Linked DNA regions of Homo sapiens: region 1 is linked to region 2. Evidence: chromatin loops called from intact Hi-C (ENCODE). Cell type or tissue: Calu3. All regions are shown on one strand. Each heading gives the region's core, and the rest is flanking DNA. Links, peaks and the distances in the headings are about the cores only.

What was found. Peaks named below come from ENCODE experiments on the same cell type or tissue, not always from the same donor. Only the 100,000 strongest peaks of a DNase experiment are listed, where the experiment ranks them.
Region 1: it touches region 2 in a loop (2.4-fold over the local background); 1 of 110 quality-filtered maps calls a loop at or near these places.

The regions. Positions count from the first base shown.
Region 1 is chr14:101,148,456-101,153,833 of GRCh38, forward strand. No RefSeq gene overlaps it. Among named protein-coding and RNA genes, the nearest start is that of LINC02285, 30 kb to the left of the region's middle. RefSeq lists enhancers at 2,518-3,068, 3,069-3,619. In Calu3, for the core only: no CTCF peak of the experiment used is centred there; a DNase peak (open chromatin) is centred at 3,036.
Region 2 is chr14:100,986,369-100,991,746 of GRCh38, forward strand. It overlaps MEG8 (maternally expressed 8, small nucleolar RNA host gene), which reads left to right. Exons shown (of 51, transcript NR_146000.1): 42 at 251-338; 43 at 1,176-1,262; 44 at 2,341-2,422; 45 at 3,326-3,412; 46 at 5,123-5,197. It overlaps SNORD114-26 (small nucleolar RNA, C/D box 114-26), which reads left to right and starts at 678; the gene lies at 678-748. It overlaps SNORD114-27 (small nucleolar RNA, C/D box 114-27), which reads left to right and starts at 1,793; the gene lies at 1,793-1,861. It overlaps SNORD114-28 (small nucleolar RNA, C/D box 114-28), which reads left to right and starts at 2,762; the gene lies at 2,762-2,832. It also overlaps SNORD114-29. RefSeq lists enhancers at 1,739-2,938, 1,960-2,129. In Calu3, for the core only: no CTCF peak of the experiment used is centred there; DNase peaks (open chromatin) are centred at 1,843 and 2,373.

The sequences.
Region 1 (5,378 bases), core at 320-5,319, 160 kb after region 2:
CGTGTATATAGCCCTGCACAGGCAGAAATACAGAACTCTTCAAGTTCCCCATGGCTTTTTAGTTCTATATGTCTTCCTTTTCATTTTTCGGCCAGGCTCTTGTTAGCCCCAACTGAAATCATAGCCTTAGGCAGCAGCAATGTTACCAGCAGATTCTTACCGTTTTCAGTAGTGCCATGGGCATGAAGTTTTATTTGCAGAGCTGAGTTCACAGACAAGTCAAATAGCAACAACATCATAGGAATAGAGATATTCTAGGCAGCTTCTGGTTGGGCTAAACTACTGACTTTCTCTGAGTATAGGCCCTTTAAAAAAATTTTTTTTTTGAGGCAGGGTCTCACTCTGTTGCCCAGGCTGGAGTGCAGTGGTCCGATCATGGCTCACTGCAGCCTCGAACTCCTGGGCTCAAGTGATCATCCCACCTCACAGGTGCATATCACCTGTGGGATCACAGGTGCATATCACCATGCCTAGCTAATTCTTAAAAATTTTTTTGTAGAGACAGGATCTTGCTATGTTGCCAGGGCTGGTTCCAAACTCCTGGGCTCAAGCGATCTTCCTGCCTCAGTCTCCTGAAGTGCTGGGATTGCAGGCATGAACCACTGTGCCTGACAAAATAAAAATTACTTTTAATTGACACATAGTGATTGTGTATATATATATATATAAAATGGATAATGATGTTTCAATATATGCCATGTTAATGATCAGATCATGGTAATTAGGATATCCATCATCTCAAACATTTATCATTTCTCTGTGTTGAGAACACGCAATATCCTCTCTTCCAGCTACAGAGCTTTAAAGCAGTCAATCCTCTTTTGGCTGCGAGAATGTTGGCTTTTCACCACCACTGCACCTCTGAGCTGGAGGGTGAGAGAGTATGAGAATAGCCCCAAGTTAAATACACCACAGACCCACTGGTATTACCAAGGTTCAGTAATTGGTAATTGGTGTTTTTCAGTTTGTTCTCGCGTGTAGTTAATTTCCAGAATTCAAAAATGGTCGAATTTTATTGTTTTGCAAGTATTTCTGTTGCTTTTGGGGGAGAGGGGGTTTACGGAATTTCCTAGTTATGTCATTTTTAGCATAACACTTTTGAGTTTCACCACGTTCCACATATCCGTAGTTTGTTTATATTTTCCAGTACAAGTCCATTTTATGGATATACTTCAGTCTGTTTATGCATTTCATCGGTTAAATAAAATTTGTGTTATTTCTAATTTTTGGTGATTATGAATAAAACCACCGCAAACTTATACACATAAGTGTTTGTGTGAACATAACTTCTTTTCACTTCCTCTGGGTAAATATCTTGAAAGAGGATTTGCTGGGTTGCGGGGTAAGTGTGTGTTTAAAGCAATAAGAAACTGCAATTGCAAACCTGTTTTCAAAGCAGTTGTAACATTTTGCATTCCAAGCAGCAAAAAAGAAAAAGGGTATCTCAATTGCTCCACATCCTCACTATCACCATGGTATTCTTGTTTTTTCTTTTTTAAAAGAAAAGATGCCTCAGTGGCCCCCACCTTGCTGAGCAGGAGGCAAGTCTGCTCTCGGCTGTCAGCAGCAGAACCTGAAAGCGTCAGGCTTCTTTTAATCAAATCTAGGAAGTTTGCTCACCAGCCTGGTTGTCTAAACTTCCCCAGGGAAGATATTGTCTGAGCTCTGCATGGAGGCTGCTCCCACCTGGATCCAAGGAGCTCACAAGACCCTCCCAGGCCCCTGCAGGTGAGCCGTTCCCAGGGGAACCACTGCCTTCTCCTGCCCTCCGCTGCAGGTGTGGGCTGCAGGTGGGCTGATCCCCCCCTCTGTCCCCACGGGTGACTCCTGCGTCAGGAGGGAAAGGACCCTTGGCCTTGGAGTGCCTGGGAGGGGCGGGGGCCAGCTCCAGCTGCAGCTGCCTTTTCCAGGGGTTCTCAGGAATAAGCCATGAACAAAAGCAGATGTCTCAGCTTGGAGGAACTTTGAGTCATCTGGACCAATCCAGTCAGGTCACAGAACTGCACACTGAGGCACAAACTCCAGAGGGAGCAGGGTCTATGCAGAAAGAAAGCTCAGCACTGGTGTGGTCTTGGACAAGTCACTTCCCCTCTGTCTGGGGCCTCAGTCTCCCTGAGGGGAGTGGGTGGGCTGACCCGGTTGCCCTCCAAGTTGCCTTCTGTCTGTGACACTCCAAGTCCAGGGTCTCCTGCCCAGCATCTGACCTAGAGTTAAATTGGGTCACAATAAGTCTGGAATCATTGGAGAGTTTCTGGTTGCATGGCTGAGCCTCAAGATTATAAAATGGAAATAATCCCTGCACCAAAGATACGGCCTGCTGTCCCTCCCTCCCCTCCTTTCCTTCCTCTCCTTCCTCTCCTTTCTTCCTTCCTTCCTTCCCTCCCTCCCTCCCTCCCTTCCTTCCCCCTCCCCTCTTCTCCCCTCCCCTCCCCTTCCCTTCCTTCCCTCCTCTCTCCCTCCCTTCCTTCTCTCTCTGTGCCTCTCCCTCTCTGTCTCTGTTGTAGGGAGTTATCCTCCCTCTGTCCCTTCTTTCTCTCTGTGCCTCTCCCTCTCTGTCTCCATTGTAAGGAGTTATACCAGCGACTGAGGGAGATTGACTTTAATTCTCCTCCTCCCTTGCCATTCACCCCCATTCTCTGCTTACCTTCCCTTTCCTGCCCCCATGGCTGACTGCAGCACCTCCACCTGGCAGTCCCAGTTGGTCTCTGCCAGTGGAAAGGACTGTGTCCCCATGAACCATGGGCTTTGACACCACTGTGGAACTGAAGAACTGTAGACATGGAATTGCCCCAGGAGCTCAGGGAGGCCGCGGCAGGCCTGGGATTCCTGACAGCCTGGGCTGCAAATGCTCACCTTTCTTCACATAAGGAAAGGGGAAGAGCAGGCAGTAGGAAGGCAGGGGCAGGGAAGGATTTCAGCCTAACAGCAACCTGACACCCACTGTGTATCACCTGAGGCCGGGCGTGGGGAGGACTCGGGACTGACCACGCTGCTTCCTTTGAGTCTTTGGCAAGGGATTCTGATGGAGGGGAGGCCAGATTGGGCCGGGGTGGGGCAGAGTGAGTCATGGCAGCGCCACCCACCTCGCCGGGTGAGGCCAGGGCGTGGGCTCTTGCCTGAACACTCCAGGGCTTGCTTCCCTGGACTCCGGGCTGAGGGACAAGAAGCCGGGGTCGCGCTCCCACTCGGGGGTCTCAGCCTCCCTCCCAGTGCCCACTCCCTCCCGTAGCTCCCCCTCCTCCTCCCCACCTCCCTCCACCTCCCTGCCTTGCTCACCATTTCCCATGGCGTCCATCACCAGGGGCAGTGGGGATGGAGCAAGAGCCTGTGCCCGGACAGCCCTCCCGGCTTGGGCCTCTCCACGCCTTCCAGAGGGAGCGGAGCCGTGAGATTCAAGGCTTCGCCGAGACTGCCAGGGAGGTGGGCTTTCAAAGAAGCGGCAAATAAATGACCGCGGAAGTTGTGGCCCCTGAATAGGTTGCCACCAGCCGGCATGAACACGGCTGGTGTCTTTGCCAGCCCAAAAGAAAATCATCTCCCCCGCCCCGCCTTTTTTTTCTTTTTTTCCTGAAAGCCAGTTGGAAACTGGAAATCTGCTTTGGCGAGTTCTCGCCGCTCAGCAAAGCTCGTCAGCAAAGCAAAACTCGGCCAGTGCAGCTATTTTCGTAGGTCGGTGCCAGTGGCGGCGCGCAGGGCCAAGTCCTTCCGAGCTGAAGTGACCCTGGTTTTCTCAAGGCTCCCCCTCCATGGTCTCACTGCTGGAGGGAGAGAGGAGCGGGTCTTGGGATGGACCCCAAGGCAGGGAGAAACGGGGTTTAGTTATGAACGTGCTGTCATCAAGGTGTGGTCTCTGGAACTGGGTTTCAAAATGGCTTGGATGTCCTCAATGGGAAAAGGAGGAGTCTTTAGGCCGGGTGATGGAACTCACAGGTGCCATTTGCAGACATCTCCGTGGAAGTGAAAGTCTGATTTCCCGGGGCTTGATTCCTAGAGAGGCAGTGGCCAGCCTGGGATGCTTCTCATGGGTGCACCAGGAGAACCGGGGGTATGTGAGGGCCTCAGAGACCTGGCCCAGGACCGCACCTCCGCCCCTGGACAACCTCGTGAGCAATGTAGGGGAGCGTGGCTCACCCCACAGCCATCTCAGGGCCGCTTATGAATATTGGAATGTTCTTCCTTAGATGAAGCCAAATTTGCCTCTCTGTACTTCACACAGGACAGTCACAAAGCTTTTTCTTTTAAGCTGGTGGAGATTTTGCATAGCATCAGTTTAATCCTCCTCATTTCAAAGATGGAGAAACTGAGGCCCAGAAAGGGACAGTGGTTGAACTGGGGGCAAAGCCAGGTCAACCCTCTTACATCGGCCCCCAACCCTGGCCCTAGCTCTGCCCTCCGAGACCACTTGGCCGAGCTGTCCCCTTCTCAGGGAGACAACCTCTCCCTGAGCTCTGTGACGCTGGCCTGGGCACAGACCCTAAGCCCCCTCCCAGTTCCAGCCCACACCCTGGCCGTCCTCGCTCAGGCACTTCCAGAAAAATCTCCAAGTCCATTGGTCAGCAGCCGTCAGACACTCAGGGCTCCTGGGCTCCCAACCCTCTCACCAGGTCTAGAGCTGCCCCCGAGCCCCTCCCCCAGGCCTCCCTCCAGGCCCACTTTCCTGCCCCATTGTCCTTCTTACCCCAGACCCAGAGCTCACATTGACCTTGGTGGGGTCTGGTTCTTCAGTGCCCCGTAGGCACTTCCTGCTGCTGTGTGCATCTGGCCACGAGGTCCTTTCAGGAGAGTCTTCCCTTCTCCTTCCTCTTTGCTGGGGAATCCTAGAGACATTGCCTTGGGACAAGCCTAGTGCTGAACATAATGGGAGATCCTTGCTTTGCTCTGTGGGAGAAGATGCTTGGCTGACCCGGATATGAGGTGTGCAGCCTCCCCCGCACCCTATCACAGCAGAGGAAGAGCTCAGATAACTTTTGCATCTGGGGTCTTTCCTCCTGTTCCAGGGAATGTGAGGTGGGAACTCAGCCTTGCAGATGAGCCAACTCCCTTTCCAGGGCCTGTGGGACCCATGCTGGGGAGGGGGTCACCCCTCTGGGTCCCTGCCTACTGCCCCTGACACCCTGGTGTCTCAAGTCAGTAAGATTCAGACTCTTTATTTGAATTAATTTAATTTATTATTTTAATATGGAAGCCCCAGTCCTCTTCCTTCTTCTTCTTTTTTTTTTTTGCAATTTTTACAATTGAAGTAGAATCAATATACAATAAAATATATCTCAAATAAACAGCTTGATGAGTTTTGAAAATGCAACCACCCACATCATTAACCCACAAATCAGGACATAGAACATGTCCATCACCCTAGAAAGCCCACCCTATCTCCAGTC
Region 2 (5,378 bases), core at 173-5,172:
CCACAGAGAAATAAACGGTACATTCCTGTGTCTTCTTTGGCTAATGATGGTATAGACAGAATAAAGTATAGGTAATGTTCAACTTCTGGGTCAGTGACAGTTTCAAAATTATTCATTTTATTTTCAGAAAATGAATTAAATATACTTCAAATAATGATTGCATGAATGACTAACTGATAGTTGAAAAGCAAATATCAATATTGAAAATGTCTCAATTTTGTCATTATCTTCTCTGGTCTGTATTCCTCAGAATGAACAACTTGTGCTGTGTTAAGGATTCCTCCATGATCACGCGCCCCATTTGTACACCATGCTTGGGAAGGTGCATGCAGACCAATGTTAGTAATAGTCAAAATTCCTGTGTCGGTTTGTGTGGTTTGCTAAACAGGACTCAATGTATCATGAAACAGTGTATTATATAGTCAACTATGGTCAACTATGTCCCAGTGATATTTATGAGAGGGATCTGAAGTATTTATTGATAATGCATATATGAAAAACGGAGAAGAATTAATGAAACAGATATATCTGTGTTAGAATGATTCTGTATAAAGATAGGGAATATCAAGTCTGTTCTTAGTGTTTTGTGAATCACAGAGTGTAAAATTATTCCCAGTGAATTAATGAATAAATTTAAAGACAACATAGAAATGAATGCAGAAAAAGAGGGTCAACCCTGGATCGATGATGAGCACTGGTGGAGTATGAGTCACATACGATGAATACGTGTCTGGAACTCTGAGGTCCATCGCAGAAGTCAGTTTCCTCTGTTTCAACTAACTCTGTAGATAGATGACAAGAATAGAGAATGAATTTTTTTTGTTTATGAGTTTTTATTTTATAATTGGTTCAATGAAAGAATAAAACATATATGAATAAATAAATAAGTTATGCATTGTCCAATTATAAAAATGTGTGATGAGGTGTATTTAATACGTATTTAAATTGATGAAAGCCAAAAATAAATCTAACATACCTAACCTTTTTGGCCAATAATGAAGAGATAGTATAAATTATATGCTATTTTCGTGTTCTTGGTTAGTGGCAAGTTCAAAGTTGTTCATACTTCAAATAACGATTGCCTAAATGTTTAACTACAGATAGGTAAAAAGGAAAGATCAACAATGAGAAAAATCACATTTTTGTTATTATTTTCTCTGCTCTGCACTCATCAGAATGGACGTACTTGTGATGATTTAAAGATGCCTCCAAGGTCACGTGCTCTGTTTGCACCATGCTTAGGAAGGAGCGTACAGACCAAAGTAAGTAATGGTCAAAGCTCTTGTCTTGGTTTGAGTGGTTTGTTTAAGAGGATTCAGTGTATTATAAAAACGTATAATACATTATAAAAATGTAATATATTGTAGGAATATATTATATATATTTCTATAATATAATGTAGTATAAAATACATTATAGGAAGATATAATACATTATAAAAGAGGTAATACATTATAGGAATATATTACTGGAATATCTTATATATAAAATATATATTATAGGAATATAATCTATATATAATATATTCCAATATATTATAGGAATGTAATCAAAGACGGCCAACTCTTTCCCAGTTAGAGGAGTGATAGGAAGTACTATATTGAAAACACATATATGAAAAATGGAGAACAATGAATGAAAATATATATCAACATTATAATGATTCTATGTAGGGATTAGGAATATCAAAGCTCTTGGATTTTTAAAAACCAAAGATTTTAAACTTATTATCAGTGAATTGAGTTAATTATTAGACAAAGTAAAAATGCATAGAGAAAAATAGGAAGAATCCTGGTTCAGTGTTGACTACTGGTGTCGTGTGAGTCATACAATGAATACATGTCTGGAACTCTGAGGCCCATCAGAAAGTCAATTTCCTCTGTTTCACATGATTCTATAGGTAGATGTCAGGAATACAGACTCAGTTTGTTTTAGGTCTTTGTGTGTTATGCATTTATATTTTATTTTATAATTGGATCAGTGAGAATCAATAAGCAAATATTTGAATAAATAAAGATGAATCAGGTTAAGCATTGTCCAATTATAAAAATATTTGATGAGGCAGCAAGCACTATTAATATGTACTGAAACAGTGATAGCCAAGGAAAAATGAATGATGCATGCCTTTGGCCTCTTGCGAGTGATAGTGTAGACAGTATAAACTATAGATAATGTTTAAGGTATGGGTCAGTGGCAAGTTTGAAATTGGTAATTTTCTTAAGAGAAAATGAAATACACTTCAAATAATGATTGCCTAAATGACTCATTAGATGAAGGTGAATCATGAGCGAGAAAGTCCCCTTGTATGCTCTGAACTCCTCTGTGCTTTGTGCTCTGCAGAATGGATGAATTGTGCACCTTGAAAAGTTCTTCCATGGTCACCTGAGGCATCTGCGTCATGATTAGGCTCCGGATGACTAATGTGAGTAATAGTTAACATTTTTTACTTCCTTCTGGTGCCATTTTAAGAGGACTCATTGTATTATAAAAAGTGTGTGACATTATCAAAGATGTCCGCCTGCATCCCAGTGAAAGATATGGAAACGATACGAAGCGTTGTATTGATAATGCATATATAAAAACCTGAAGATAGTTAATTAAGAGGTGTATCAATGTTGGAATAATTCAGTATACAAATTAGGAATATTAAAGTTATTCTCAGGATTTTTTTGAACTATAAAGTCTTAAAATTGCTATTAGTGAATTAACAAATCAATCCATAGACAGGGTAGAAATGAATAGAGAAAGAGATGAACAATCCTGGATCGATGATGACTGCTGGTGGCGTATGAGTCATATGCGATGAATACGTGTCTAGAACTCTGAGGTCCATCACAGAAGAAATCTAGCTCATTTTCTGTGTTTGATATAATCCTTTAGACAGGCATCAGGAATATTAGATGAGTTTGGTTTTAGTCTTTGTATTTACATGTTTTAATTCTATTTTTGTAATTGGCCAATATAAAAACCAATAAACAAATGTATAAATAAAGATGAGTAAGGTTAATCATTGTCCAGTTGTAAAAAATATTTGGTGAGGTAAGAAACACTATTAATATGTATTGAAAATAGTGAAGTCTGAAGAGAAGTACATGTACATGTCTGTCACCTCTTTGGCTATGGTGATATAGACAGGATAATTATAGACAATGTTCAAATTCTTGGTTAATTGTAAGCTTGAAATTGTTCATTTTTTAAAGAGGAAATGAAATAAGTTTACTCCAAATAATGATAGCTTAGATGACTAACTAATGATAGGTGAAAAGCAAGGATTGATAGTTAAAATGCCTCTCTTTTGTTATTATCTTCTTTGCTCTGTACTTAGAATGGACGTACTTGTTCTGATTTGAGGACTTCTTCATGGTCACATGTTCTGTTTGCACCATGCTTAGGAAGGAGCATGTGTACCAATGTGAGTGACAGTCAGATTTCTTGCATTTCTTTGGGTGGTTTATTTAAGAGGACTCAATGTACTGTGAATAAACATGTAATATAATCAAAGATGGTGAATTTTATCTAGTGAGGGATATTGGAGTCAAAAGAAGTATTATATTGATAATTCACATATGAAAAACAGGATAACTCATGAAACATTAATATAGGAATTATTTGGGATATCTTTTTGGGTTTTGTGAGTCATAAGGTTTAAAGTTATTATTAGTAAATTAATGAATTAATCAACAGACAATGTAGAAAATAACAGAGAAAAGAAGGGCCAATCCTGGATCGATGATGACTACTGGTAGCATGAGTCATATACAGTGAATACATGTCTGGAACTCTGAGGTCTGTCTCAAAAGATATCTAGTCTATTTCCTGTTTCAAATGATCCTACAGACAGATGGCAAAAAATAGAATGTATATGTGTTTGGTTTTCATGTTTATGAATTTTTATTTTACATTTATGATTGGCTCAATCAGAGAATCAGTTAATAAATATACAAATAAAGATGAATAAGGGCCGGGCATGGTGGCTCACACCTGTAATCTCAGCACTTTGGGAGGCCAACACGGGTAGATCACTTGATGACAGGAGATCGAGACCTACCTGGCCAACGTGGCGAAACCCTATCTCTACTAAAAATACAAAAATTAGCCAGGCATGGCGGCATGTGCCTCTAATCCGAGGACTTGGGTGGCTGAGGCACATGGATTGCTTGAACCCGGGTTTCAAAAATTGCTTGAACCTGGGAGGCTGCAGTGATCCGAGATCACGTCACTGCAGCTTGGCAACAGAGCAAGATTCTGTGTCAAAAAGAAAAAAATAAAAAGGATAAGATTAAGGATTGTCCAACTATAAAAATATGTGGAAAGACAAAAAACACTATTAATACATACTGAAATTGGTAACAACTAAAGAGAAATCTTGCATACCTGTTACCTCTTTGAATGAGATAGACAGTATAAATTTTGACCGTATTCAAGTTCTGGGTCAGGGACAATTCCAAAGTTCTTTATTTTCCCTTCCTTTCTTCCTTCCTTTCTTTCTTTCCTTTCTTCCTTCCTTTCTTCCTTCCTTTCTTTCTTTTCTTTCTTTCTTTCTTTCTTTCTTTCTTTCTTTCTTTCTTTCTTTCTTTCTCTCTCTTTCTCTCTCTCTCTTTTCCTTCCTTCCTTCCTTCCTTCCTTCCTTCCTTCCTTCCTTCCTTCCTTCCTTCCTTCCTTCCTTCCTTCCTTCTTTCTTTTTGAGATGGAGTCTTGCTCTATCACTTAGGGTGGAGTACAATGCCACGATCTCAGCTCACCGCAACCTCTGCCTCATGGGTTCAAGCAGTTCTTGTGCCTCAGCCTCCCTAATAGCTGGGATTGCAGACGCGTGCCATCATGCCTGGCTAGTTTTTGTATTTTCAGTAGAGATGGGGTTTCTCCATGTTTCCCAGACTGGTCTTGAACTCTTGACCTCAAGTGATCCACCTGCCTCTGCCTCCCAACATGCTGGGATTACAGGCATGAGCCACCACATCTGGCCAGTTATTCATAAAAAAATGAAATATACCTCAAATTAATGAACATATAAATGAGTATAAATGTTTATACATTTATTAATTTGAGGTATATTTGAAAAGCAAGGATCAATGGAGAGAAGGTCTCATTTTTGTTGTCATCTCTTCTGCTCTGTACTCAGAATGGAAGCACAGAAGCTGGTTTTAATAGTTAAGAGCTGTATGGTCCATCTCTGTGCTAGAAGCTGGAGACCAATGTGAGTAATAGTCAAAGTTCTTGTCTCATCTTGGGTGTTTTGTTTAAAGGTTTATAGTGCATTAACAAAAAATATGAAATATAATCCAATAAGGCCATGAGTAGCCCAGGGATAAATATGGAATGGATGTGGAATGTTACACTGAGGGATGCTTATATGAAAAGCATGTCCTGTATTATTA